Linked DNA regions of Homo sapiens: all the other regions are linked to region 1. The links are chromatin contacts, found by Hi-C or POLR2A ChIA-PET in ENCODE. All regions are on one chromosome and are shown on one strand. The core of a region is the stretch at or near the end of the contact, and the rest is flanking DNA. Distances in the headings are between cores, read along the strand shown. Region 1 overlaps HPD (4-hydroxyphenylpyruvate dioxygenase). Region 2 holds the start of LINC02985 (long intergenic non-protein coding RNA 2985). Region 3 has its middle 32 kb from the start of MORN3. Region 4 holds the start of BCL7A (BAF chromatin remodeling complex subunit BCL7A). Region 5 overlaps CFAP251 (cilia and flagella associated protein 251).

What was found. A loop is a pair of places that touch in the nucleus more often than their neighbours do. ChIA-PET counts read pairs that join two places held with the same protein, here RNA polymerase II (POLR2A). Pooled maps may share reads with other maps.
Region 2: a pooled map shows a loop between it and region 1 (4-fold over the local background). The contact joins the promoter of LINC02985 here to the enhancer-like site in region 1. A Hi-C loop is called at or near these places in 9 of 50 pooled maps. POLR2A ChIA-PET finds 5 or more read pairs at or near these places in 2 of 52 experiments (WTC11 and activated T-cell).
Region 3: a loop to region 1 is called in a pooled map, with 2.5 times the contacts of the local background. The contact joins two enhancer-like sites. A Hi-C loop is called at or near these places in 7 of 50 pooled maps. POLR2A ChIA-PET finds 5 or more read pairs at or near these places in 2 of 52 experiments (AG04450 and HepG2).
Region 4: a map of naive thymus-derived CD4-positive, alpha-beta T cell shows a loop between it and region 1 (10-fold over the local background). The contact joins the promoter of BCL7A here to the enhancer-like site in region 1. A Hi-C loop is called at or near these places in 1 of 168 maps with a recorded cell type or tissue (naive thymus-derived CD4-positive, alpha-beta T cell), 1 of 37 single-sample maps with no recorded cell type and 10 of 50 pooled maps. POLR2A ChIA-PET finds 5 or more read pairs at or near these places in 4 of 52 experiments (MCF 10A, Panc1, activated CD8-positive, alpha-beta memory T cell and 1 more).
Region 5: a loop to region 1 is called in a pooled map, with 2.7 times the contacts of the local background. The contact joins two enhancer-like sites. A Hi-C loop is called at or near these places in 5 of 50 pooled maps. POLR2A ChIA-PET finds 5 or more read pairs at or near these places in 2 of 52 experiments (OCI-LY7 and RWPE1).

Annotation. Positions count from the first base shown.
Region 1 is chr12:121,836,564-121,842,212 of GRCh38, forward strand. It overlaps HPD (4-hydroxyphenylpyruvate dioxygenase), which reads right to left. Exons shown (of 14, transcript NM_002150.3): 13 at 3,369-3,485; 14 at 2,964-3,275. The coding sequence ends at 3,165. Among named protein-coding and RNA genes, the nearest start is that of TIALD, 17 kb to the right of the region's middle. RefSeq lists enhancers at 2,285-2,955, 3,627-4,296 and a silencer at 2,918-3,117. Within about 2 kb of position 3,093, at least 16 of the 41 ENCODE cell types and tissues checked have a DNase peak (open chromatin) inside an H3K27ac peak, as active enhancers do.
Region 2 is chr12:122,060,343-122,065,991 of GRCh38, forward strand. LINC02985 (long intergenic non-protein coding RNA 2985) reads left to right here and starts at 2,948. Exons shown (of 4, transcript NR_135044.1): 1 at 2,948-3,189; 2 at 4,208-4,340. It overlaps BCL7A (BAF chromatin remodeling complex subunit BCL7A), which reads left to right. Exons shown (of 6, transcript NM_001024808.3): 6 at 1-1,702. RefSeq lists silencers at 2,561-2,855, 3,776-3,925 and enhancers at 3,721-4,015, 3,966-4,195, 4,336-4,385.
Region 3 is chr12:121,634,526-121,640,174 of GRCh38, forward strand. It overlaps the pseudogene ORAI1. Among named protein-coding and RNA genes, the nearest start is that of MORN3, 32 kb to the right of the region's middle. RefSeq lists enhancers at 3,178-3,247, 3,308-3,397, 3,922-4,439, 4,440-4,957. Within about 2 kb of position 3,151, at least 16 of the 41 ENCODE cell types and tissues checked have a DNase peak (open chromatin) inside an H3K27ac peak, as active enhancers do.
Region 4 is chr12:122,018,556-122,024,204 of GRCh38, forward strand. It overlaps BCL7A (BAF chromatin remodeling complex subunit BCL7A), which reads left to right and starts at 3,329. Exons shown (of 6, transcript NM_001024808.3): 1 at 3,329-3,628. The coding sequence starts at 3,537. RefSeq lists silencers at 3,208-3,287, 3,418-3,737, 3,888-4,047, 5,528-5,617 and an enhancer at 3,882-4,697.
Region 5 is chr12:121,977,973-121,983,621 of GRCh38, forward strand. The region is part of intron 19 of CFAP251 (cilia and flagella associated protein 251); the gene reads left to right. Among named protein-coding and RNA genes, the nearest start is that of BCL7A, 41 kb to the right of the region's middle. RefSeq lists enhancers at 2,534-2,613, 2,634-2,683. Within about 2 kb of position 2,444, at least 5 of the 41 ENCODE cell types and tissues checked have a DNase peak (open chromatin) inside an H3K27ac peak, as active enhancers do.

The DNA of each region.
Region 1 (5,649 bases), core at 1,843-4,342:
GTCCCAGACAGACTTGGGTTCCCTTGTGGGCAAGAGCCCCTCCCCCCAAAATAAGACTATTCATATAGCATTGACTGTGCCAGCCTCTGTTTTAAACGTCTTTGATACTAGCAACAGGGCTAGGAGGAGGGTATTATTATAATTCCCACTTAACATAGGAAACTGAAGCACTGAGAGGTCAAGTAGCTTGCCATAGGTCACACAGCTACCACGTGGCTATCTGAGAGGTGAACTCAGGCAGCCTGGCTCTCTAGTATGTTCTCAGCTAGTGGGTGTCTGCTCTGCATGCTTTATTTATTTATTTATGTATTTATGAGATGGAGTTTCGCTCTTTTTGCCCAGGCTGGAGTGCAGTGGTGCGATCTCACTGCAACCTCTGCCTCCTGGGTTCGAGTGATTCTCCTGCCTCAGCCTCCCGAGTAGCTGGGATTACAGGTGCGCACCACCAGGCCCAGCTAATTTTGTATTTTTAATAGAGATGGGGTTTCACCATGTTGGCCAGGCTGGTCTTGAACTCCCGACCTCAGGTGATCCACCCACCTTGACCTCCCAATATTTATTTTTGAGATGGAGTCTCACTCTGCCACCCAGGCTAGAGTGCAGAGGCGTGATCTCGGCTCACTGCAAGCTCCACTTCCCAGGTTCAAAGGATTCTCCTGCCTCAGCCTCCCGAGTAGCTGGGATTACAGGCACCCTCCTCCATTCCCGGCTAATTTTTGTATTTTTAGTAGAGGCGAGGTTTCACCCTGTTGGGCAGGCTGGTCTCTAACTCCTGACCTCAAGTGATCCACCTGCCTCAGCCTCCCAAAGTGCTGGGATTACAGGCATGAGCTACCGCACCTGGCCATATGTGCCCAACTTTCTAAAATGTTGACTCAAATTTGTTTGAAACCATGCAGGCAAAACGAAGTAGGTCTATGAGCCACATTTGGTCTGTAAGCCACTAGTTTGCATCCTTCTGGGTTATACAATTTCCCTTCTTCACATTAAGTCACAGGAGAATAGAGGGGGAGTATTTTTTTTGCACGGAATCCTTTGGGTTCTCTCTGATCTCTTTATTTCTGAAGTTCGTGATCCCAGAAGCTCTGATTTCTTCTATAATCTGAAAAAAATCCCCAATTCCCACCATTATACCAACTCAGAGTATTTTTTTCTTCTATTGAGCTCTGCTGCCTCCTAGCTCTGAGTTGACTTATCCTCACGGAGGGTTCTCAAGCATTAGAAGCAGAAAGAGGCCAGAGACAGTGGCTCATTCCTATAATTCCAGCACTTTGGAAGGCTGAGGTGGGCGGATCACCTGAGACCAGGAATTCGAGACTGGCCAACATAGTGAGATCCCATCTCCATGAAAAATAAAAACAAAATTAGCTGGGCGTGGTGGCACATGCCTATAGTCCCAGCTACTTGGGAGGCTGAGGTAGGAGGATCACCTGAGCTCAGAAGGTGGAGGTTGCAGTAAGCCAAGAGCACACCACTGCACTCCAGCCTGAGCAATGGAGTGAGACTCTGTCTAAAAAAAAAAAAAAAAGAGAGAAAAAGAAAAAAAAAAGAGGCCAAATTTGCCCACCACCAACTCTTACCTGGTTTTGAAGAAAGAATCTCCTTCCTAGGGTTTTAGGACCCAGCTGCCTCATTCTTTTGCAAGGATCACTCACTCTTCTATGAGTATGAACAAGCCCCTTTCCAAAAGAAGTCCTCACTGCGGGCAAGGCTGGGGCAGTGCAGCTGCGTGGGTGGTCATGGGCACTGCCCTGCTGAGGGCAGGGACTGGGATACCAGGCCCCTCCTACCTGCTTTATCTCTGAGACCAGGAACCAAGGGACCATATCCTACAGTTGATGAGCAGGGATGCTGCCCCTAGAGTCCCTTGTCTAACACTCTCCCCTCTCCTGTGTTCAGAGGTTTGGGCTCTGGGTAGCAAAACTGAAGACAGCTCATCTTTAGAGATCATCGGCCGGGCGCGGTGGCTCACGCCTGTAATCCCAGCACTTTGGGAGGCCGAGACCATCCTGGCTAACAAGGTGAAACTCCGTCTCTGCTAAAAATACAAAAAATTAGCCGGGCGTGGTGGCGGGCGCCTGTAGTCCCAGCTACTCGGGAGGCTGAGGCAGGAGAATGGCGTGAACCCGGGAGGCGGAGCTTGCAGTGAGCCGAGATCGCACCACTGCACTCCAGCCTGGGGGACAGAGCGAAACTCCGTCTCAACAACAACAAAAAGAGATCATCAAGCCGGCAGACAAGATGCTGCCAAACTCTGACCCCACCTCAGGGCCTTTCTCCGTTCGCTCTTCCTGGAATCCTTTTCCCGAGCATGGTCCCATGGCTGGCTCCCAAATGTCACCTTCTCGGAGAGGTCTTCCGTTATCAAAATTAGCTCCCCTGCGATCTTCGCTTCCACATATTCTCATCAACTGCCTTTTTTTTTTTTGAGACAGGGTCTCACTCTTGCCCAGGCTGGAGTGCAGTGTCAGGATCAGGGCTCGCTGCAGCTTAGACCTCTGTCCATCAATCGATCCTCCCACCTCAGCCTCCTGAGTAGCTGGGACCACAGGTGTGCGCCACTACGCCAGGCTAATTTTTATTTGTTATTTGTGTAGACGCAGGGGGGTCGGGGTCTTGCTATGTTACCGGGCTGGGCTCGAACTCCTGGCCTCAAGCGATCCTCCCACCTCTGCCTCCCAAAGCGCTGAAATTACAGGTGTGAGCCACCACGCCCGGCTCATCGCTTGCTTTATTGTCTGAATCGCGTTTATCTCTCTACAAAAGCAGTGTCATCCGTCTTTCCCTCCAGAGCAAGTCCCCTTCCTTCCCTGGTTCCAGAATTCCCCTCTCCGCGTGGTCCCGCTGGCAAAGCGCTGGCACCCGCAGCTCCTCGGTCCCGCGGCGCTGGCGGCCGCCCTGGCCTCCCCCTGGCTGCCATAAGGCACTACTGCCTTATGCGCAACACAAACACAGACACAGTATTGGACCGGGGCACGCTTTAATCGGGAGGGCTGGAGCAGAGGGCGGCCCCGCCGAGGGGCGTGGTCAGTGTGGGCGGAGCCTTGGGGGCCGAGTCCGCTGGTGGGCGGGACCCAAGGGGAGCAGCCAGTAGGGAAGTTGGGCGAGTTCCAGAATCAGGGGGCGTGGCTGTGTGGCTGTGGCCTCCGTGGGGTGGGCGGGGCTTACATGCCGGGCACCACCCCATTGGTCTCCATGTTGGTGAGGTTACCCCGCAGGTTCTGCTCCTCCTCGAAAGCCTTGAACAGTGAGTTGAAGTTGCCGGCTCCAAAACCCTGTGGCGGGAAAGAGAGGAGATGAGCCAAGGACCCAGAAAACCGAGTGTGCTAGCTGCCTGTCCCCTCGGGCCTGCCGGGGACAAGCAGTACCTGGTGGTTGTGGCGCTGGATGACTTCCAGGAAGAGCGTGGGCCGGTCCTGCACCGGTTTGGTGAAGATCTGCAGGAGGTAGCCTTTCTCGTCGTAGTCCACCAGGATTTTCAGCTCCTAGGCGGGAGACAGGGGGCTCTGCTAGGGGAGGCTGGCACGGTGAGATCCTTGGAAAGTCCACAGGGGCTCCTGCACCCCAAAAGTCTGGAAATGACCTCTTTTTCTGGCAGTTCAGCCACCTCCAAATATATCCCCAAACTGTCCTATTACTATCCCCCTACTACAGTTCCTAAGGCACCATTCAAGACTGCTGCCCGCTTCTAATCTTGTATCCTTACAATCCATCCTCCCCGCAGACATTATCAGGACACTTTCTTTTTCTTTTTTGAGACGGAGCCTTGCGCTGTTACCCAGGCTGGAGTGCGGTGGCGCAATCTTGGCTCACTGAAACCTCCGCCTTCCGGGTTCAAGCGATTCTCCTGTCTCAGCCTCCCGAGTAGCTGGGACTACAGGCGCAGGCTACCATGCCCGGCTAATTTTTGTATTTTTAGTAAGACGGGGTTTCACGATATTGGTCAGGCTGGTCTCGAACTCCTGACCTCAGGTGATCCACCCACCTCGACCTCCCAAAGTGTTGGGATTACAGGCGTGAGCCACCATGACCTGCTGCGGGATCTTTTAAAAGTCGGATCATGTCATTCCCCTGTTTAAAATCCTCCAGTGGAAATCGGAACCCTCATGTACTGCTGGTGGGACTGTAAAATGGTGCAACCACTTTGGAAAACAGTCTGGCAGCTTCTCAAAAAGTTAAACATATAGTGTTGCTTCCTTAAAATACGGATTAAAAAAAAAAAAGGGGGTGGCCAGGCATGGTGGCTCACTTTGGGAGGCCGAGGCAGGTGGATCACCTGAGCTCAGTTCGAGACCAGCCTGGCCAACATGGGGAAACCCAGTCACTACAAAAAAAAATACAAAAATTAGGCTGGGCAAGGTGGCTCACGCCTGTAATCCCAGCACTCTGGGAGGCTGAGGTGAGTGAATCACCCGAGGTCAGGAGTTCGAGACCAGCCTGGCCAACATGGTGAAACCCCATCTCTACTAAAAATAAAAATAAAAATAAATTGGCTGGGCATGGTGGCACACGCCTGTTATCCCAGCTACTCAGGAGGCAGAGGCAGGAGAATCGCTTGAACCCGGGAAGTGGAGGTTGCAGTGAGCCAAGATCGGCCACTGCTCTCCAGCCTGGGCAACAGAGCAAGACTCTGTCTCAAAAAAAAAAAAAAAAAAATTAGCTGGGCGTGGTGGCGGGCGCCTATAATCCCAGCTACTGGGGAGGCTGAGGCAGGAGAATTGCTTGAACCCAGGAGGCTGGAGGTTGCAATGGGCCAAGATCGCACCACTGCACCCCAGCCTGGGAAACAAAGCAAGACTCCATCTCTAAACAAACAAAAGGGAACATGGAATTACCATGTGACCTAGCTACTCCTAGATATATTCCAAAGTGCATTGAAAACACGTCCACACAGAGCCTTGTACATAGATGTTCACAGTAGCATTACGTATAACACCCCAAAAGTGGAAACAACCCAAATATCTATCAACGAGGAATAGATAAACAATGTGTGTCTATCTATACAATGGGATATTTTTCAGCCACAAAAAGGAACGAAGCACTGACACACACCCCACGCAGATGAACCTTGAGCACATGCTATGGGAAAGAAGCTGCTCACAATAGGCCTATTTTGTGATTCCTTTTTTTTTTTTTCCGAGATGGAGTTTCACTCTGTCGCCCAGGCTGGAGTGCAATGGCGCGATCTCGGCTCACTGCAACCTCCCCTTCCCTGGGTTCAAGCAATTCTCCGGCCTCAGGCTCCCCAGTAGCTGGGATTACAGGCATCTGCTATCACACCCAGCTAATTTTTGTATTTTTAGTAGAGACAGGGTTTCACCATGTTGGCCAGGCTGGTCTTGAACTCCTGACCTCATGATCCGCCCACCTCAGCCTCCCAAAGTGCTGGGATTACAGGCATGAGCCACCGTGCCTGGACTTTGTGATTCCTTTTGATGAAATGTCCAGAATAGGCAAATCTATAGAGACTGAAGGTAGATTAATGGTGCCTAGGGCTGGGGTGGGAGGGGGGAAGGGAACAGAGGGGGTTGGGAGGTGCTGGCTAAGAGGCTCAAGGTTTCTTTTTGGGGTGACAAAAATGTTCTAAAATTGATTTTTTGCCCAGGCTGGAATGCAGTAGCCTGATCATGGCTCACTGCAGCTTTGACC
Region 2 (5,649 bases), core at 1,698-4,197, 220 kb after region 1:
GAGTGGGCCTTGATGGCCGGGCCTCGAAGGCCACAAACAAGGCGTCGAGGAATTGGAAAGATTTGCACACCCTCCAGAAAGGAGAGACGCAATCTCCCCTCCCTCCCATCCCCCACCTTCGCTGGAACAGCTTCCTCTCACTGAACGGAGACGCCCCCTTGGACGAACTGCCTAATCGTTTGGTTCTGAGGCCTGGTTTGCTCTTAATTAATATATGAACTCCTCAGACCTTAAACCTTTTCCTAAGCTTTCTTTACTGCACTGGAGTTCTGACTCCCTTTGAGTTGTGTGTTACTGGGGGTGGGGTGGGGTCATGGGTTTTGTTGTTTTTGGGGGCTAATTGGTGCATATTCAGGTACCACCTTTGACGTGTGGCTCTTTCTCCTGACCATCATGGGAAGTGTCTGCTGGATTCCATTTTCTAAGAGTTTCTGAGGGTGAGGCTCTTATTTTTTTTTTTAAGGGATCCTGTCTATTTCCTGCACTTCGAGAAGAATCAAAATGTTCCTGAATTTCAAATACCTCATGCAAAATGTCTCCTGAAATAAGGGAAAAAAAAAAAACCACAACTTTGAAAATCTTAATGTTGAAGTTAGCAATGCCGAAAGGTTTCTGTCTTAAAAAAAAAAATCCTTGTACTTATCAATTTTGCCCCTTAGGCAGTCAGTTTTGTTGAGAACTGTGTCCTGCATCCTGGCGCAGAACCTACCTGATGCGGTTCCTCTCCACGCATCTCGAGGCGGCGTTACCTCCAGATTCCGTAGAGTTAGAGTCACATTTTTCTTTGCAGCGAAACTCCATCTTGGTGAGAGATGAATTTGGATATTTATTTCCTTCTCTGTTTTTGGGAAACGAGAGGCTACAACCAAGACAGCTGAAGGAGAATGAAACACACACATCCACAGAAACAGAGAGGCGTAGGTGGCCCTGCCGTTGACCGCAGCCTCTCTGGACAGGCAAGGGGAGTTGGCGCAGGTGAGGACTCAGACGACGTCCACCGTCCCAAGGCTGTCACTAGTATTTCTCTGAAGTGCCTGAAGGTAGGAATGGGCCGGCGATTGGGACCAGCTGGGCCCCACCACGGCCACGCCAGGCAAAGCGCCAGCAGCCCTGCACTCCACGCTGGCCAAGAAGGCCTTCCACGCAGAATGACAAGACTGCAAAAATCCGATGTGCTTCCTTCCCTGGCGCAGTCGCTCCTCGAGCCGCTGCCCCCCACCCACCCTGCACCCCTCGCCCTCCCCCCACCACAGAATCTAAGACCTTTCAGCTTCGAGCCAGGGGGCGGGGGATCCCGAGCAAAAGCCTTCCGTGGACATCAGGCCCCGTGGCCTCAAGGGCTCCCAGGGCAAACCTAATTCCCCCCAAAACGTGAAGTCGGGGAAGCTGCGGCTACACATTCCACAAAGTGCTGGCACTTACACCCACAACCCGGAAGGCTGTGGACCGATTCCTCTAGGGTGGTGACCTCCCATTAGCAAACGGTGTCATGGTTTGGAATGTTCATTATCGCCAAGAACCTGGTTAGAGGCATAAAGACCTTTTTTCACCGTTACCTAATTTTTTCCCCTTTCAAGAATTTTTTTTTTTTTTGGTGTGTTGTACAGCAGTATAATTTTTCACTTATTTATTCCATCAGTAGATATGGTTTGTACAATGTACAATTGTTTCATTTCAGAAAATAAAAATTTCAAATCATGAATACCTTGTGGTTTTGTCTCATTTTAAGTAAGGTCAGATCGATGGTGACGGTGTCCCTCTCCAGCTGCTCCGGCCTCTCTTGCTTGGCCGTGTGGCCCTGATTCTACAAGACACACAAGTTCCTTGCACACAGGAGCTGTTGCCTTCCATAGTCATAAGAGCTGCCATTATTAAGCACCAGCTGGATGCCAGGCAAGCCACTAGTTGCTCCTTTCTGTGGGCAGGTATTGTTGGCCACCTTGTGCAGGTGAGAAAACAGCAGGACAGTCCCCTGCAGGGCTCTCATGCCGGGTCAGGCCCCCAGGTTGAAAGCCACACCTGAGGCCAGGCGTGGTGGCTCATGCTTGTAATCCCAGCACTTTGGGAGGCCGAGAAGGGCGATCACCTGAGGTCAGGAGTTCGAGACCAGCCTGGGCAACATGGCGAAACCCCGTGTCTACTAAAAATAGAAAAATTAGCCAGGTGTGGTGGCACACACCTTTAATCCCAACTAGTTGGGAGGCCAAGGCAGGAGAATGGCTTGAACCTGGGAGGCAGAGGTTGCAGTGAGCTGAGATCACGCCACTGCACTCCAGCCTGGGTGCAACAGAGTGAGATTCTGTCTCAAAAAAAAAAAAGCCACACCTGATCCGCCTACCCCGAGACCTGGGTTCCAGCAGGGACATGTTTTCAGCTTCCCTGTCTCTGAGGGGACTCTGGATTGTGGTAGGGACTCAGGGGCGTTAGTGCATGGGTGGACTGCAACCTCGGCTTGACTTGTCCTAACAGCCTCTAGTGACTTACATGGTTGGGCTGGAACCAGACCTTTCCCAGGGCTGTGACCCTTTCAGCCCAGACTCCTTCCCCCACGCTGACTTCCCCACCTCTGTCCAGCGTCACCTGGCCCTTGGGTCAGCCCCTAAAGAGAGCTGGCAGGGGTGGGGGTGTTGTGTCAGCGGGTCTAGGCCAAGCTGCACTGCGTGGACCGGCTGCAGGCAGATGCTCTCTCCTGTTTGTTCTGTCTGACTCTCCTTCCTACCCGTTCCTTTTTAACATGTTCCAGTGTTTTTACCAGAATTGGCTGCTCAGCTAAATAAACTCCTGATATGGAAAGTTCAGCCTGACAAAACACAAATCATAGAGGCCTTGTTTGCTTAAGGAAAAAAAATGCCTGAGCTGGCACACGTTCCCGCGCTTCCTTTCTGCCCTCCCTGCGTGTCTGTTCCCAGCTCTCACTCTCTGGATCGGTCCCTCCCTCCTCTCTCTAAGGCTTCTGCCCTTTCCCCCTGCCTCCCTTGTCTCCACCCGCCTAGATCACTGTCTCACAGTCATTCTGTGGAACTTCCTCTGTGTCTCTCACTGGAGCCGCCTAACTTCCTCTCCCACCTCCCTTCATCAAGGAGCAGTCTCATGCCCAGGAGCTAGAAATGTAGGCTTTGCCGGCATTGGTTGAGCTGTGCTGGGCCCTAGGCAGCGATGACTCAAACTTGACCCTTAACCCCCAGGCAGGTAAGTGAGCCGCAGTGCTTTACGATGCCGACCACAGTTTGGAATTAGGGGATACAGACATTCTGATGGCAAGGGTCAGGGAATCTCCTAGGACACTGGAGGAATACCAGGCCTGGGGCTAAGCAGCTCGTTTTTCCTTTTTGACACAAAGGAGGGGCTGGAGGCTTCTGAGCCAAGGCTCTGCTGGACTAGGGATGGTGTTGCCAATGAATAGCATGGATTGGAAAAGACCAGACTGGAAGTGGGAGCCGGGCAACTAGGGAACTGGAACAATAGGCCAAGCGGGGGGCCAGCGGTTGGCAACAGGGCCCATGTGGCCCCAGGCAATGTGAAGGCGGTCAGTAGGCAGGGAGGTGGGGTGGGAAAGGGATCAGCTGGGGGAGGTAGGCAGAAAAGGCTCAGGTCCAAGTTCCAGGCCATGCTAAGGCAACAAGTGTCACAGAGGTCCGTGGTGGGGCCGAGGATGGACTGCAGACCCTAAAGGCCAAGTCCAACTTCCCTCTATCGCTCCTCTGGGTGAAGAATGCATGTTTCCTCCAGAGTCTCAGATTAGATAGACATCCTTTGACCTTGTCTATCCAGTTCTGTTTCCCTCTTCTTCCCATAGGGGTCTCCCTCCCTCCCCGTCCTTAAGTGGGGCGGGCACTTAGCCCAGGGTGGTGATATGACCCAGTCCTATCCAATCACCATGGTCCCGCCTCCTGGCTACCACAATTGGCTCAGGGATGAGCACGTGGCCCATAGCAGCCCAGTGAGAGTCAGCCCTGGGTGGGAACTGGTGGGAAAGAATTCTGCTGGAGCATCTGGAGTTGCTCAAATGGAGTGGCTGTGGCCATCTTTCCTTACACGTGGGGAGGAATCAGCCTGAGAATGAAACCATCACAGGAAAGGGCTGAAAGACGGTGAGTGTGTGCTTTCTAAGGGCAGCATTTGGGCCTTGGCCCCAGCCGGCCCTGAAGCCAGCACAACCCCCGGAACGTCTCAATTTGTGAGCCAATAAATGCCCTTGATGGTTTAGGCAAGTTTTCACTGGGTCTTACCCGACGTGAGCCCCCACTCCTCCATATGGACCTGTTTTGGACCAATGAGGCATCCTCTTCTGTAGTCCTCAACACGCGGAGCTCCACCACTCCTGAGCAGTGTGACCTCAGGCAAGTATCTTAACCTCTCTGGGTCCCTGTTTCCTCATCTGTATAATGAGGACAATAATAATGCCTACCAGGGTTGTTGTGAGGATTAAATGAATACGTGTAAAGCGCTCAAGGCAGGCCCAGGCACACAGTGAATCTCAAATGTTAACTGCTATTTTATAGTTATTATCCTCGCGCACCTCTAGCTTTAGAAGACCAGTTCCGAGAGCAGGAGGCACAGGGAAGGGAAGAATGGCCCTCCCCTGGTTGCCTTGGGTTTGCCCTCAGTTACACTTTGCTCTCTGAAGACCCACCTCTTCCCCAAGTGATTGACACTGGAGTCATCCGCACAGCATGCTCCAGATGCGGCACAGCCTGAGTCAGGCCTTGTGGGATGCGCCCACCCGGGAACAGGAAGGAGAGACGTGCCTGACTGAGCAGAGGGCTGGAGGTCAGACAACACGTCCCTGCCCTGGGCACTGGCTGCTCAGTCATTAAAACAGACCCAAATAGCTTCTGGCCAGGGGCTCAAAGGAACAGCCTGTTAGAGACTCAGTTTTCCAGTCTCTCTTCACTGTTGTTCTCTCTCCACAGGTGGGGTTGGGGAGAGGCCTCGGGATGGCAAGGACCAGGGTCTGCGGCCAAGCCTGTGGGTCCTGTCTCCCTCTAGGATGCCCCTGGGACACTGGTACCCATGGATGCACTGGGTGACTTGAGGTCAATGGCTTTCTCTCTCCAGACCTAGGCAGAAAAAGCAATCTGCTTTGCATCAGAGAACCTCAAGAGGCTCTTAATCCTGCTCTTTTCTCCCTCTGGGCTCCCTCCGTGATGAGCTCATCTGACCTCCTGGCAACCCCGAAGGGTGGTTTAGAGCAGGGAATCAGCCTCCCGATTTACAGAAAGGATAACTCAGGCCAGGGAAGCGACTTGGACAGGGTCCTGCAGGGACTCAGTGAAGGAGGCTTCGGAACCCAGCCTGTCTTCCAGCAGGCCAGGAATCAGCAAATCTGGCTACCTGTTTTTTTATTTTTATTTATTTATTTATTTTGAGACAAAGTCTCGCTCTTGTCATCCAGGCTGGAGTGCAATGGCATGATCTCGGCTCACTGCAACCTCCGCCTCTGGGGCTCAAGCGATTCTCCTGCCTCAGCCTCCTGAGTAGCTGGGATTACAGGTGCCTGCCACCACGCCCAGCTAATTTTTGTATTTTTAGTAGAGATGGGGTTTCACCATGTTGGCCAGGCTGGTCTTGAACTCCTGACCTCAGGTGATCTGCCCGCCTTGGCCTCCCAAAGTGCCGGGATTACAGGCCTGAGCCACTATGCCCAGC
Region 3 (5,649 bases), core at 1,901-4,400, 200 kb before region 1:
AACCCCGTCTCCACCCAAAAGATACGAAAACCAGTCAGGCGTGGCGGCGCACGCCTGCAATCGCAGGCACTCGGCAGGCTGAGGCAGGAGAATCAGGCAGGGAGGCTGCAGTGAGCTGAGATGGCAGCAGTACAGTCCAGCTTCGGCTCGGCATCAGAGGGAGACTGTGGAAAGAGAGGGAGAGGGAGACTGTGGGGAGAGGGAGGGGGAGGGAGAGGGAGAGGGAGAGGGCCTTTCTTCTCACTTTGAATCATTCTTTTACACGGCCCCCTGAACCCTGTGGCATTGAACTTGGTTCCAAGTGTGGGCACATACAGCCTGCCTAAGTGGACGGAGTTCCAGGAATCGTAGGGTCTGGTGAGGGTAATGGGCTTTCTTCCGGAGCAGGGCAGCAGGCCCTTTCCTCTTCCTCGGAGAGCCCAGCCTCTCCCCTCTCCCCAGCCCAAAACCTCAGGGCTGGCGAGTGTGGGTGTCCCCGGGCCGTGTGCGTCCCAACAGCTGCACTGCTTTCTGGCCCTGGAGCCTGTGGGTGTGACAAATGGTGTGGAATGTGGTGGTCTCTGTCCTGTGGAGGTGGCCATCAGGCCAGGTGTGGCGTGGGGTACACATCCTTGTGGCCGAGGTTTGGAGCTGGAGCTGCCTCTAAATATAGCAAGCGAGGCCCCGAGTCGGGGTTGGAAGGTGGGTATGTGGGGTCCCTGTCTCCAGTCTGAGCTGAGGGTATCCAGGCACTATTTCTCTTCCATCCACTTCAAGCTCTGTTTTTCTCCTTTTTTCTTTTCTTTTCTTTTTTTTAGAGATAGAGTCCTGCTCTGTTGCCCAGGTTGTAGTGCAGTGATGGGATCATAGCTCACTGCAGCCTTGAACTCCTGGGCTCAAGGGATCCTCCTGCCTTAGCCTCTCAAGTAGCTGGGACTGGCCAGGTGCGGTGGCTCACACCTGTAATCCCAGCACTTTGTGAGGCTGAGGTGGGGAGATCATCTGAGGTCGGGAGTTCAAGACCAGCCTGAGCAACAAGGTGAAACCCCGTCTCTACTAAAAATACAAAAGTTAGCTGGGCATAGTGGCGGGCGCCTGTAATCCCAGCTACTCAGGAGGCTGAGGCAGGAGAATCGCTTGAACCCGGGAGGGGGAGGTTGCAGTGAGCCAAATTGTGCCAGCGCACTCCAGCCTGGGTGACAGAGTGAGACTCCATCTCAAAAAACAAAAAGTAGCTGGGGCTACAGTCATGCCCACTATATCCAGCTAATTTTTTTTTCTTTGTGTGTGTGTGTGTGTCTGTGTGTGTGTGTGAGATAGGGTCTCACTTTGTTGCCCAGGCTGGGGTGCAGTAGCGCAATCACGGCTCATTGTAGCCTCAACCTCCTGGGCTCAAGGGATTCTCTCACCTCAGCCTTCTGAGTAGCTAGGACTACAGGTATACTCACTACACCCAGCTAATTTTTTGATTTTGTAGAGATGAGGTCTCACTGTGTTGCCCAGGGAGATCTCGAATTCCTGGACTCAAGTGATCCTCCTACATCAGCTCCCTAAATTGCTGGATTACAGGTGTGTGCCTGCTTTATGTGTTTTTCTTTCTTTCTTTCTTTCTTTTTTTTTTTTTTTTTTTTTTTAGACAGAGTTTCGCTCTTGTTGCCCTGGCTGGAGTGCAATGGCGCGATCTTGGTTCACTGCAACCTCCACCTCCTGGGTTCAAGCGATTCTCCTGCCTCAGCCTCCTGAGCAGCTGGGACTATAGGCACGCATTACCACGCCCAGCTAATTTTTGTATTTTTAGTAGAGACGGGGTTTCACCATATTGGCCAGGCTGGTCTCGAGCTCTTGACCTCGTGATCCACCCACCTCGGCCTCCCAAAGTGCTGGGATTGCATACGTGAGCCACCGCGCCCGGCCCTGTGTTTTTCTTTTTAACCAAGATTTATTGAGCTGCTGTAGCTGGCCCTATGCTAAACATCTACATATGAAAACTACATTTAATCTCAGCCACCATGTGAGGGAGGTGCTCCTTTGCCCCCTTCATACCCGGGCTGTGGAGCCAAGTGGACTTGGTTTTGAATCCAGCAGCAGAGTAACCCTTTGGACAGCTGACATCACCTTTCTGAGCCTCAGTTTCCTCGTTTGTAAAAGAAGAATAATGGTATTAGTAACTCGTGGGATTCTCTTTTTTTTTTTTTTTTTTGAGACAGACCATGCTCTGTCACCAAGACTGGAGTGTAGTGGCACTATCTTGGCTCACTGCAACCTCTGCCTCCCGGGTTCAAGCGATTCTCCTGCCTCAGCCTCCCAATTAGCTGGGATTACAGGTGCCCACCACCACACCCCAGCTAATTTTTTTTTTTTTTTTGAGATGGAGTCTCACTCTGTTGCCCACACCGGAGTATAGTGGCATGATTTCGGTTCACTGCAACCTCCATGTCCAGGTTCAAGCGATTCTCATGGCTCAGCCTCCCAATTTTCTGGGATTACAGGTGTGTGCCACCACACTCAGCTAATTTTTTTGTATTTTAAGTAGAGGCAGGGTGTCACCATGTTGGCCCGGCTGATCTTGAACTCCTAACCTCAAGTTATCTGCCTGCTTCGGCCTCCCAAAGTGCTGGGATTACAGGCATGAGCCACCACACCTGGCCCACCCCTGACTAATTTTTGTATTTTTAGTAGAGACAGGGTTTCACCATGTTGGCCAGGCTGGTCTTGAACTCCTGGCCTCAAGTGATCCACCCTCCTCAGCTTCCCAGTGTGCTGGGATTACAGGCATGAGCCACTGCCCCTGTCAGCCTCTATTTTATAGGTGTGGAAGCTGTGGCACAGAGAGGTTGAGATCCTTATCCAAGGTCAACAGCTTTGTAAGTGGAGGAGCCAGTTTGCAGCCAGCTGTGTGGTTTGTTCTGTGGTCCTGACTGCATAGAGGGGGAGAGACACTACCTCGGGGGTGGCTGGGGCACAGGCGAGGCACCAAGTAGGGAGCAGAATGGGACTGCAGACCTGTATACAGGCCCCCCATACACACCCCAGCGGCCAGCTCAGGGCCTGAGCCACCTAAAGGCTCCAGACGTTTCCAGTGAGTGGATCAGTAGCAGTGGACCTGGGGCAGCTCAGCAACAGCCGCTGCTGCTTGTCCTGTCTTGGGTTTCAGGTTCCGGGGTGGCAGGCCAGAGCAGGAAGAGGAAGTGCTGGGGGTGGGGAGGTGGCAGGAGACACTGGCTGCTGGAGGGGGCTCCCCTCTTCCAGGTGTGGGCAGGCCTGGGGGCAGAGACAAGGGAGCTGCAGGATGTGGCCCTCCATCTGCCGTGCCCTGGTGACCTACCCCACGTCTTGTGTCCAGCACCCACATGTGCTGAGATACCCTCACCCGCATGGACTCAGAATTCTCAGGGCTGGCTTTCGGCCACCAAAGATCTTAAACACGGTAGAAATCCTGATGGCATTGCCCCAAATTTATATGAGCTTGAAATGTTTTGTAAACGCCTGGACTGAGAAGTACATACTGCCATCCACTGTGGGCATTCTTAGACAAAAGCCTGTGAATCCTGTTGAAATTGTCAGAAAAGTCCTGTGAATAAATGATACTTGGCTGTTTTAAGGAGAGTGTCCACCATCTTCAGATTCTCAGAGATGTCCGACCCCAAGTCAGATCCAGATTGTGACCTTCATCTCGCTGCAGCCCCTTTTTTTATGGGTGTTGAGGAGGGTCTTGGCCAAGGTTACCGGTAAACAGGCAGTTAAGGAGCTGGAACATGGGTTTGCCAGTTTGGCCTGGCGTTCTTTATGCCTGAGTGTGCCCCTCTGGAGGATGTTGTAAAGAGACTGTGGGGTGGGGATGAGGTTCCTAAACTGAGTAATAATGAAGCTCACTTTTATTGAGGGTTTGTTGTGTGCCGGACACTACCTGTTTTACATGGATTGACTCTCTTAATCCTCAGAAGAAGCCTTCGAGGCTTGTCCCATTATTCCCATTTTACAGATGTGAAAACAGAGGCACAGAAAGTTGAAAGCTTGCCAGAGTCATACAGCCCAATCAAGGGCAGGGGAGTCAGGGTTCAAGCCAGGCAGACTGTAAAAGGAGAGCGGTGGGGAAGGAAGGAGTCCACACCCCTACCTAGGGCAGGAGGGGTGAGGACAGGAATTCCCTGCCTGCTGGGGGCCAGGCTAGTGTGCGGCTAATGGAGAAACTTCAACATTAGGCTTGCCGCTCTGAGCCTGCCACATATATAGCAAACACCTTATAAAGAGTCACTGTCCTTGATGGAATGACTGCCATAGGTATCCGCCATCTCCCTACCCCTGTCCCTCCAGCCCTCATGGGTTGACCATGGTTGTGTGCCCACTGCCCGCTGCTCCTGGCCCAGATCTGATAAGCTGGCTCCTTTGCATGGGGGTGACTTGCAAGGCCCAGGTGAGGAGCAGCGGGTGTCTGGCCCGGAGCATGCCCCTGGTGACCTCGGGTCCACAGGTCTCCAGGAACTGGGGGCAGCTGGTGTGTCAGCCCTGGGGCTGGGGAGGAGACAGCCCCAGGGTGTACTGGCCACCCAGCCTGCACCAGGGCTGGGCCCGTCGCTTCTGGGAAGCCTGCTCTGTATGTCAGGTCGTGCGCTGTGTTCTCAGAAGGGCCTGAGTGTGCCCTGGGAGGGCAGCCACCACCCCTCTGCATGTCCCCAGAGCAGGGCATGAAGGAGAAGCCTCTGCTTGGGTGTGAGGATGTGGGGCCAGCAGGCATGATGGCTGGCGATTGCTTTTTTTAATGCTTTTATTTTAACCATAGTAAAATACGCATAACAAAATTTACCATTTTGACCACTGATGGTGGTGGTTGGTACTAATTTTAATTTTATTATTATTATTATTATTATTATTATTATTATTATTATTATTATTGAGTTAGAGTCTCACTCTATTGCCCAGGCTGGAGTGCAGTGGCACGATCTCAGCTCACTGCAACCTCCGCCACCCGGGTTCAAGTGATTCTCCTGCCTCAGCCTCCCAAGTAGCTGGGATTACAGGCACGTGCCACCACGCCCAGCTAATTTTTGTATTTTCAGTAGAGATGGGGTTTCACCATGTTGGCCAGGCTGGTCTCCAACTCCTGACCTCAGGTGATCCACCCGCCTCAATTTCCCAAAGTGCTGGGATTACAGGCATGAGCCACTGGGCCCGGCCTGATTTTATTTTTTTTAGAGACAAGGTCTTGCTCTGGTGCCCAGACTGGAGGGCCATGGGGCAGTCATAGCTCACCACCACCTCAAACTCCTGGGCTCCAGCGATCCTTCCCCACCAGACTCCCAAGTAGCTAGAACTACAGGTGTGCACCACCACCCCCCAGCTAATTAAACAAATTTTTTTTATAGAGGTGGGGTTTCTCTGTGTTGCCTGGCTGCTCTCGAACTCCTGGCCTCAAGCAGTCCTCCCACCGCAGCCTCCACAAGTATTGAGATTACAGGCGTGAGCCACTGTGCCTGTCCTGCGGCTGGTTTCTAATACCTGGCTAGGTGGTAATAGCAGTGTTTTGGGAGGTGGTTACCATGTGCCAGCTCTCATTTAATTGTTAAAATAATTCTATGAATTGGCTGGGTGTGGTGGCTCACACATGTAATCCCAACACTTTGGGAGGCTGAGGCAGGCAGGTGGGTCACCTGAGGTTGGGAGTTCGAGACC
Region 4 (5,649 bases), core at 2,079-4,578, 180 kb after region 1:
AAATTATCCCTATGAATAAATTTTAAAATAGTGTCCAGCATGGTCAAAGAGAACCAGGCATATAACAAGGAACTATGACACCATGAGCAAGACCTAGCAGAAACAGACTCTTGGAGACTTCAAATACTAGAATCATCAGACACAGGCTGTAAAACTACTGTGCTTTGTTGAAAGAAAGAAGTGTAAAAATACCTGCAGGAGACAGGAAACTACTAAAAGTGACATACTAGATTTACAAAGGACATTTGAAGAAAGCTTTATGGTTTTATTGGGGATCAAAATCACAAATACTTTCAGGGGCCAGACAGGTAACACAAATGAGTAAAGTGGCTATGAGTGCACTGGTGACCCAGATAACTCTGTCTGAAAGATACAGACAGAGCTCTCTGCTCTAGCCGATGGGTGCCATGTGGCACTGAGGGTCCAGTTTGCAGATCTGCTGGTTCTAGAGAAGCTGGGTATTTTTTTTTTTCCTTCCTTCCTTCCTCCCTCCCTCCTTCCCTCTTTTTCTTCCTTCTTCCTTCCCTCCCTCTCTCCTTCTCCTCATCCCTCTCTCTTTTCTTCTTTCTTTCTTTCGTTCTTTCTTTTCTCTCTCTCTCTCTCTCTCTCTCTTTCTTTGCTTCATGCAGTGGCATGATCTTGGCTCACTGCAGCCTCTACGTTCTGGGCTCAAGCCATCTTCCCCACCTCAGCCTCCTGAGCAGCTGGGGCTGCAGATGCGCACAACCACACCTGGCTATTTTTTGAATTTTTTGTAGAGATGGGGTTTCACCATGTTGCCCAGGCTGGTCTCAAACTCCTGGCCTCTAGCAGTCCACCCACCTCGGCCTCCCAAAGTGCTGGAATCACAGATGTGAGCCACCGCGCCCAGCCTAGATTTCTTTTTATTATGATCAAATACACATAAAATTGACCATTGTAACCATTTAAAAGTGTACAATTCAGCGTCATTAAGTACATTCACATTGTTCTGCAACCATCACCACTATCTCATTCCAGAACTTTCCTATCACTCCGAAAGGAAACCCCACATCCGTTAGCAGTCACTCCTGCTCTCCCTCCCCCTTGCCTCTGGCAACCACCAATCTGATATCTGTCTTTATGGATTCGCCTAGTTGTAGATATCTCCCGCAAATGGACTTACGCATATTTATCCTTTTGTGACTGGCTTCTTTCACTTAGCGTGTTTCAAGGTTCACCCATGTTGTAGCATGTATTCATTCCCTTTTATGGCTGAATAATATTCCATTGTGTGGATAGACACATTTATCTGTTCCTCAGTCACTATTTGAATTCTGACATAATATTTTCCTATTTTAAATTTTAAGATACATTTTTTTAAAGTTTCATGTGGCCCAAAGCACATACCTATTGATCTCACATATCTCTGTGAGATCTGTTTTATGACCTGCTGTTGCATATTTTCCCAGAAAATTCTCGGAACGATTCTCTGAAGTCCTTCTTTCTCTTTCTCTTTTTTTTCTTTTTCTTTCTCTCTTTCTTTTTTTGTTTTGTTTTGTTTTATTTTGTTTTGTTTTGTTTTTTTGAGATTCAGTTTTGCTCTGTTGCCCAGGCTGGAGTGCAATGGCATGATCATTGCACCTCTGCCTCCCAGGTTCAAGCATTTTCCTGCCTCAGCCTCCCGCGTAGCTCAGATTACAGGCCTGCACCACCACGCCCAGCTAATTTTTGTATTTTTAGTAGAGACAGGGTTTCTCCATGTTGGCCAGGCTGGTCTCGAACTCCTGACCTCGTGATCTGCCCACTTCGGCCTCCAAAGTGCTGGGATTACAGGCATGAACCACCGCGCCCGGCCTTTTTTTTTTTTCTGAGACAGGGTCTCACTCTGTCTCCCAGGCTGGAGTGCAGTGGCTGGATCTCTGCTCACTGCAACCTCCGTCTCCCAGGTTCAAGCGAGTCTCCTGCCTCAGACTCCCGAGTAGCTGCGATTACAGGAGCCCACCACCGCGCCCGGCTAATTTTTGTATTTTTAGTAGAGACGGGGTTTCACCCACCATGTTGGCCAGGCTGGTATCGAACTCTTAACCTCAAGTGATCCACCCGCCTCGGCCTCCCAAAGTGCTGGTATTACAGGCATGAGCCACCGCGCCCGGCCAGTATTTGTTCTTTTCTTCATTTTTCACGTCAGGAGACTGCGTTTCAGAATAGTAAAAACAAATGCCTAGGAAAAGGCCTGCGGTCTCTCCATTTCCACAGTAGCGTGTTCCCCAAAGACCAAACCCTCAGGGGAAACGTCTAGAATGAGTAACAACTTAAGGCTGCAACCTTAAACTTTCCCAGGACTCAGTTTCCCCAGCTGTGAAATGGCTGCTGTCGGGCTGTCATCTCCAGGCCCGGGGCGCTGACATTTGGGCCACTCTCGGTCTCCCTCTTCATTCTGGGCGCGCATTAGCTCTGGTCCGGCCGGTTCCGCTGCAGCTGAACAGCAAGATGCGGCACCCAGGTTACCCTGATCATCGCAGATTTCTCCCCGGGGCTCTGTTCTGAGGCCTCAAAAGTGCTCCTTGTAGATGGGACCAGGGGTCATTTGGGCAGTAGCAGCGCCTGGTCTCAGTCTGGTACTGAAGTCAGGAATGGCTTAAGGTGAAATCGTGGTCCTCTGGTGAAGCTCAGCGAAGACCCCCTCGCCTTGTTTATGACAAGAGAACTTCTGGGGGCGGGAGGAAGAGTCCCTGTTACGATGCTGATCATCATTGAGCTTTTGCTGAGCAGAAAACTCTTTAGTACTCAAGGTCGAGAGTCTCTGGTGGTCTGCCTGGCACCAGGCACCTTCCTACAACCCTAGTTTTCCAAAAGGACAAAGCCTGGGGCAGGCGACGTCCTAGCTCGCATTTGAACAGGGCCGCGGGCCAGCAGAGATGCGCGATGCCCAACTCTTTCCAAGAGCACCTCGCGTCCCGAACCGGTGCCTTCAACTCGGAGAAGTCAAGAGACCCGCAAGAAACTTGCACGACTGCACCCGCCGCCGCGCTCTGGGGGCTGGGCAGGGGCAGCTGGGCTGGCTCCCGGGGAACGCGACCCCCCCGCGCCCCGCAGACCGGCTGTCTCCCATGGACCCCTCGGCACCTGCAGCCTCCGAGGAAGGGTCAGCGCGCGTGTCCGCACGCCCGCCCCCACCGCGCGCCCAGAGCCGGGGGTCGCCGTGCGCCCTTCGCCACCTCCCCAGGAGGGCGTCCGGGGCGTCCCCTCTGGGGGCGCAGGAGGCCCGGGGGCGCTGCCCGGTGGCCGCGGCGCCCGGAGGCCGCACTGCCGGCGGCGGCGGCGGCGCGGCTCCCCCTGCTCTGTGCAGCTGCCGCCCGGCGCTTGCGCACTGGGCCAGGCGCGCGGCGGCCCCGGGCTTTGTGTGTGTGTGTATGTGTGTGTGTGTGTGTGTGTGTGTGTGAGTGTGTGCGTGTGAGAGTGCGAGTGTCTGTGCGCGAGTGAGTGAGCGGCGGGCGGGCGCGAGTGTGGCCGCCGCGGAGCGCGAGCAGGACCCGGCGGGCGCGCTCCCCAGCCTCCGTCTCCCCGCCGGAACCATGTCGGGCAGGTCGGTTCGAGCCGAGACGAGGAGCCGGGCCAAAGATGATATCAAGAGGGTCATGGCGGCGATCGAGAAAGTGCGCAAATGGTAAGCGGAGGCGCCCGCCGCCAGCCGCCTCCCCGGCCGCCCCGAGCCCGAGCGCGGCTCCAGAGAGCCGCGGGGCGCAGCGCCCCGGCCGCCTGCCCCGGCCCAGCCCCGCCGCGGGCCCCGGGACTTGGCGAGGGCGGGCGGACGGGCGGGCGGCGCGCGAGCCGGGTCACCTGCGCCAGGCTGGGGCCGCGGCCGCTGCCCAGGTGCGCTCGCGCCTGTAGCCCACCTGGCGCGGCGGCCCGGAGGCGGCGGGCGCCGGGGCCAGGCGGTTGGAGCGGCGGGGCGGCCCCCGCCGCGGCGCTCGGCTCCCGGGAGGGGGGCTCGGGGCCGGCCCCAGAAGCCATTTCGTTTTGTGCAAGTCACATGAAAGCGGCTTCCCGCGCGCCGGGGCCGCGATGCCGGCGGCGGCGGGGAGAGCGCGAGCTCCATTGTGCAGGCTCCGAGCGGGCCGCCGCCGCCGTCTCCTCCCCGCGCACCCCGGCCCGCGCCCCGCCGCCCTCCGCCAGCCCCGGCCCGCCCGGCCGCCCGCTCCCGCCTCCCGGGCCCGGCGCCCTCGAGTCTGCGGAGTTTGCAGAGCGCGAGCCGTTTAAATTTAGCGCTTTGGGCTGCCTGGAGCGAGGGCTCTCGGCGACCAGGAAAGATGGGGGCGAGCGCTGGGAGCCAGCGGCCAGGGGCGCGGGGCGCCCACGTCCCACCCCGCTCTGCGCGGCGCCCCGGGCGGGGGGCTCGGGCCAGCCGATGTTTTTGGCCAGAAGCCGTTCGTCCTGGGCCGCGGCTGCCTCTCCACACCGGGAGCTCGTGTTTGTTTTGCGGAGGGAGCTGTTGTTTTTGTTCTCTGCACCGGGGAGAGGGGGACTTGGTGGCGGCCGCGCGTGGTTTTCGGGATCACATTAGCGTCCGCCCGGCGTGGCCCGGTCGACATTAAGGGGATCGAACCTTTCCGCGGCCTCGTCGGGGTCTGCTCGGAATCGGCCCCTGGGCCAGGCCCGAGGCGCAAGCAGATCGCCAGGTTGGGTCAGAGTTGTTGAAAACTCCCCGCTGCCTGATTTCAACTTTATTATTTTTTTCCCACGCCTTCACTGGGGTCCCGGAGGGAGAGGAGCCGCCGCAACGCTGGCTCTGAGTGTCAGCGCCCGCGGGCTCGTCTCGACCCTTTATTTCGAGCCTGGAAGCTGGGCAGGCCCTGTGGCAGGGGATGTTTACGTTTGGGGGTGTCGTTTCTCGAGTAGCGCCTCGGTCTCTAAAAGCCACTGGGGGCGAGCCTCCGGTGTGGCGGTGTCACAAGTTAGCTGTCCTTTCTGAGTCAAACCCAACAAAAAAGGCAAGAGGAAAATCAATAAAGTCCACGTGCTCCCCGGCCTCCTATGGAAAGGGCTGGCTGCGATGGCCGGATGCCCGGCCGTGGGCTGGGTTTGGCTCCAGTGGGACAAAGAATTTTCAGAACCGTGAGAAGGGGAGGCTTTCCAAAGTTGAGATCCAAGTCGTCGGTGTCTCGGGAGCTCCCCTGGTACACAGGGTGCCCGGTGCCCGACTGGAGCCATTTAAAAATGGCAGAAACAGCTGCAGGCCAACACACACACGCTGGAAAACAACCCGCAGCCCCCTCTACTGTGGGATTCCCCGCGGGAAGCCCGGAGTTGCTCCCCTCCTTGCCTCAGCCCCTGTGCAAAGAAAGAACTGGTGTCTGTGCCTGGGTCCCTTCTGTCGCCGGCCTGGAGGTTGGGAAACAGCCGGCAAGCCGCCTTTCTCTGCTCGAGGAGGCGTGGTGGGGCCTCCTACTCCAGGTTCCCGGCTGGACAGAGGCTCCTGCACCCTGACAGCTGCTCCCGCAGAGCGGCCAGCTGCTCTGCAGGGAGGGCAGATGGAGAGATGGGGCTTCCCACCCCGCGGGCCCCGGGGCGGCCGGCCTGGAGGCCTTCCAGCCCGCTGACCCCGCGGGGACCAGGCCTGTAGTTGGAGCTTGAGGGGCTGTACCTCTGCGCCTCCCTGGGTTTGGGGAAACAACACATCGTGTCCTC
Region 5 (5,649 bases), core at 1,194-3,693, 140 kb after region 1:
AAATAAATAAATAAAAATAAAATAAAATAAAAACAAACAAAAAAACTAATTGATACCACATGGAATATGTGTTTGTATGCTATATTTTCCCTTAATAGTGTATCATAAGTATTTTCCATTATATTAAAAATTCTCCAAGGCCGGGCGCGGTGGCTCACGCCTGTAATCCCAGCACTTTGGGAGGCCGAGGCGGGTGGATCACGAGGTCAGGAGATCGAGACCATCCTGGCTAACACGGTGAAACCCCGTCTCTACTAAAAAAATACAAAAAATAAGCCGAGCGTGGTGGCGGGTGCCTATAGTCCCAGCTACTCAGGAGGCTGAGGCAGGAGAATGGCGTGAACCCGGGAGGCGGAGCTTACAGTGAGCCGAGATCGTGCCACTGCACTCCAGCCTGGGCGACAGAGCAAGACTCTGTCTCAAAAAAAAAAAAAAAAAAAAAAAAAAAATTATCCGAAAACATGCTTTTTAAAGGATATATTTTAATTTTTTAACTTTTTCTAATTTAGAAAATAGAATTATAAAGAAGAAAATAGAAATTACTCAGAGATCATCACTGTTATTATTTTGGTAGATATCCTATCATTTTATATATGGACATAGATATATCTATATTTTTAAACAAGGAATTGAGATTATATGGTATATATATGTATATACCTATATATATCAACATTATACAGAGGATGCGTGTGCATATACATATGTATCGACATTCTCAGTAACTTGTTTTGTGAGCAAGGTGGTAAAAATTCCTTGGCAACATGCTTTTAAAGGCTGCAAACTTAATTGGACCACTCTCCAGTTGATAGCCGTGTGAGTTGTCTAAAGTAGCTGGTGTCAGAGACACAGCTGTGTGGAGCATCTCTGTGCATGGTTTTTGCACACTTCTCTCATTATTTTCCTGGGTCATAGTGCAAGAAGTAGAATTACTGGGTCAGAGAATATGAAATTGCAGACCCTATTGCTAACCTACTTTCCATAAATGTAGCATTTTACGTGCCCATCTTCAGGAATCCACAAGTCCTGAAACCCAGCTAAGACTCAGTGTTCATGTTGGCTGAGAACACTTGAGCAATATAAACTGTGGTCCCAGTCCCTGCTCTCGGCTTCAGTGGCCTACCCAGAATCACCTGTTTTGTGTGCTCCAGGTACACAAAACTCATTTCTCGAGAAATTAGTTATCAGAGCCCTTTAATCCCTTCTGAGTCTTGAACGAGGACCTTAAAATCACCAGGTACTGTTGTAAGCTCCTCTAAAGGTCTTTGGCTGATGTGCATTTTGTCATAGCACATTGCTAGAAACATAAGCAACTCTGAGAAAGTTCGTACAGCCCACGTGGTGTTCCAGAGAGTGGCATTTTCCAAAGAGTGTTCCCTAGAACATGGCTTCCCAAACTGGGAAGCTGCATCGGAGCATTTACTGACTATTCAGCTCCTGGGCCCTGCCCAGGTCCAGCCAATCGGAATCTCCAAGCACAGGCTTGGGATTCTCTACATCTCCTGGGGGTGCTCACTGCGGAGCCGCCGACATTTGAAGAGAGGGAGGGGCTCAACACACTGAGTGAGATCATTAGTCAGCTTTCTTCTTCTTTTTTTTTTTTTTTTTTTGAGACAGCATCTTGCTCTGTCACGCAGGCTGGAGTGCAGTGGTGTGATCTCAGTTTACTGCAATCTCCGCCTCCCAGGTTCAAGCGATTCTCCTGCCTCAGCCTCCCGAGTAACTGGGATTACAGGCATGCACCACCATGCCTGGCTAATTTTTGTATTTTTTAGTAGAGACAGGATTTCACCATGTTGGCCAGGCTGGTCTCGAACTCCTGACCTCAAGTGATCCACCTGCATCAGCCTCTCAAAGTGCTGGGATTACAGGCGTGAGCCACCGTGCCCGGCCTCAGCCTTATTCTTTGGTTACAAGTTACGGAAACCTAAGTCGACCCATTTTCTGGTTCACAGAATTCCAGGTCCAGAGGGAGTGGGGATGTGCAGTGTAACCTAAGCCAGGCCCTCATCCATGTCGCTGGGAAGGGTCTCTCTCTTTAGGCCTCGCTTTCTGCTGTGTTGTCTCCCTCCGTGTCCGGCCCCCAGTCCACATCCAGTGGGATTCAATGCCACAGGCAGGAGCCTGTCCCCTTCCCAGAGCTGCAGACATTGTCACTGTCATCACTGCCATCAGGCATGTGCCACTCAGGTTGGCCAGGCGTGGGCACTCTCCTTCTTGGAGTGTGGGGTGGGCTCAGTCCCCTTTAACCATGGGGACTATGACCAGATGACAGCTAAGACGTGGGCAGGTGTCTCAGCCTCTTCATGCTTCAGCTTCCTCATCTACAAAATGAGTGCAGCAGTCGCACCCAGGACCACTCTGAGCAGGTGGCGTGGCTTCCACGGAATTCTGAGCAAGGCAAAAAGTGGGCCCCTCTTCATTCTCACTTCCTTCTTTTTTTTTTTTTTTTTGGAGACAGGGTCTCACTGTGTCACCTGGTCCTCCAGCCTCAGCCCTCCAAGTAGCTGGGACTACAGGAGCGTGCCACCATGCTCTGCTAATTTTTCAATTTTGGTAGAGATGGGGTTTCTCCATGTTGGCCAGACGGGTCTCAAACTCCTGAGCTCGAGCCATCCACCCTCCTTAGCCTCCCACAGTGCTGGGATTCTAGGCATGAGCCACCGCTCCCTGACCTCATTTCCTTCTCATTTTACATTAGAAATGTTGCCTCAGATGTCTCACTGTTCCCACGGCCGCTGCACTTCATCTGCATGGTTCTGTCTGTGGTTCTGCTTCTTCTGTTTTTAGTCCAACGTTTAACCAAATACCCACCTCCTCTGGGTGATTGGTTGGCCTAACACTTGGTACTTCAAGATGGAGAAAGGGAAGAAGCACATCTTGGTGCAAACTAGCTGGCCTGGCTGCAGTTCCCAGCCTCCTTGGCGAGCCATCCCAGCGGTGGTCTGAACGCCGGAGTCTGCTCTGTAGATGAGGCTGGAGCAGGCTGCGCTCTCGTAGGGGTGTCGTGAGGACTAGAGAGCGAGGGTCTGTGCGGTGCCCAGCGCACAGAGGTGCTTACTCAGTGGGGGGCTCTTCCCTCAGTATTTCCTGTTGAGTCAGCATGTTCCTCTTAAGAGGCGATGGGATCGCCCCTCATTTTCTTATTTTTAATTTTATTTTGTAAAATTCCAAGCAAACACAAAAACAGAGAAAAGAATAAAATGAACTCTTGGCCAGTCACGGTGGCTCACACCTGTAGTCCTAGCACTTTGGGAGGCTGAGGCAGGAGGATCGCTTTAGTAAGCCCAGGAGTTCAAGACCAACCTAGGCAATATAGGGAGACCCTGTCTCTACAAAAAATAAAAAAAAAATAGCTGTAGTGGCATGTGCCTATGGTCCCAGCTTCTCGGGAGGCTGAGGTGGGAGAATTGCTTGGGCCTGTGAGGTCAAGGATGCAGTGAGCCGTGATCACGCCACTGCACACACACACCCCACACTCCTGCATATCCATCAGTCAACTTCAGCTTCAGCAATTCTCAGCTCCCGTTTGGTCCAGACCCACTGACCTGCTCCCGCCCCATGGGTTATTCTGAAGCAAGTTCCAGGCACCCTTGCCTCACAAGGAGGCCTTTCAAACCCAGGTGCCCCTTCCTCAGCCAGGGAGAGGTTCTCCTTCACAAGGCCTGCAGGCACCTGAGGTTCACACTTCTATGAAAGTCACCAAAATGCCATCGTGGGCCGTGCCTCTCGCAGTTCCTGTGGGTGAGGAGTATTCCGGCAGCTCTCTGATGCCTGCAGGTCAGTGCTAACCATGGAGGCCACATTGTGGAGGCTCCAGGGTCAGGCAGCTCTGGGTTTGAATCCTGACTGTGACCACGTGCCAGTTACGACTTGGTCAAGTTTCAGAACCTCTCCATGCCTCAGTTTCCTCATCTACAAAATAAACATAATAGTAGTACCTACCTCCAGAATTATTGTGAAGATTAACTGAGTATCCGTTTCGTACAGTACACGGCACACGTTAAATGTTTAAAAATGTCATCTGATATTTTTGTCTTTGTCATGATATCCCCATCTGTGGATCCGTGATTCCAGAAGCCCTTTATGAGAATGTTTCTCTGACCTTGTGCTTCTTTGTGTATAATACCCTTTCCAAAATCTAAAAGTTTATATTTTCTTGATTTTCTGGTAAAGATACTTTACATAAATGTCCAAACGCCATCAAATTGATGGCAGTCTTCTCACTTGTTCAGGATTTTTTTTTTTTTAAGAGGCAGTGTCTCACTCTGTCGCCCAGGCTGGAGTGCAGTGGTGTGATCACAGCTCACTGCAGCCTCGACTTCCTGGGCTCAAGTGATCCCTCTGCCCCAGCCTCTCTAGTAGCTGATATTATAGGCGCACATCACCACATCATTCAGGATTCTTGATTTTTTTTTTTTTTTGAGACGGAGTTTCACTCTTGTTGCCCAGGCTGGAGTGCAATGGCGCCATCTCAGTTCACCGCACCTCCACCTCTCGGGTTCAAGCAATTCTCCTGCCTCAGCCTCCTGAGTAGCTAGGATGATAGGCATGCGCCATCTTGCCTGGCTAATTTTGTATTTTTAGTAGAGACGGGGTTTCTCCATGTTGGTCAGGCTGGTCTCAAACTCCCGACTTCATGTGATCCACTCACCTCGGCCTCCCAAAGTGCTGGGATTACAGGTGTGAGCCACTGTGCCCAGCCAGGATTCTTGAGTTTAATCCCTGGGCTGTCCTGCTTTGTTGGTGAGGTGTTTAGCCCTGGCAACCAGTGCCCACGTGTCGCACAAAATACTTGAGAAAGAGGGTGGGCACAGAGCAACCCGCTTGTCTCTGCTTCCTATAGAAATAAGGAAGTCCTGCATATGCCTGGAGTCCCGGCTGCTTGAGAGGCTGAGGCAGGAGGATCACTTGAGGCCAAGAGTTCCAGACCAACCTAGGCAACATAGCGAGACCCCGATCTCTAAAAAATTTTAAAAATTGGGCTAGGCACAGTGGCTCACAATCCCAGCATTTTGGGAGGCCAAGGCAGAGGGATTGCTTGAGCCTAGGAGTTCAAGACCAGTCTGGGCAACATAAGGAGACCCGTCTCTGCTAATAAACAATTAGCTGGGTGTGGTGGCGTGCACTTGTAGTCCCAGATACTTGGAGGGCTGAGGTGGGAAGGATCGAAGGATCGCTTGCGCACAGGAGATCAAGACTGTAGTGAGCTGTGATTGTGCCATTGCACTCCAGACTGGACAGCAGAGTGAGGCCCTGTCTCAAAAAAAAATTAGTTGGGGATAGTGGTGTGCAACCGGAGTCCCAGCTACCCTGGAGGCTGAGGCAGGAGGATTGCTTGATCCCAGGTGCTGTAGGCTGCAGCATGCTATGATCATGCCTGTGAATAGCTACTGTCCTCCAGCCTGGGCACCATAGCTCTCCAAAAAAAAAAAAAAAAGGTAAGGAAGTGTCTAATTATTAAAGATGTACTCATTTGTTCTATCATTGGCAAAAAATAATAAAGCTTAAACAACTTATCAAAATCTTGCTGATGAAGAAAAGGTATCCGGAAAAAAATGTTAGTTGGTAACAAATGTTACAAAGTAACAAACATTGACAATTACTTAAAAACATAAAGACAGAAATAAAAACGGAGGTTGTAAGGTT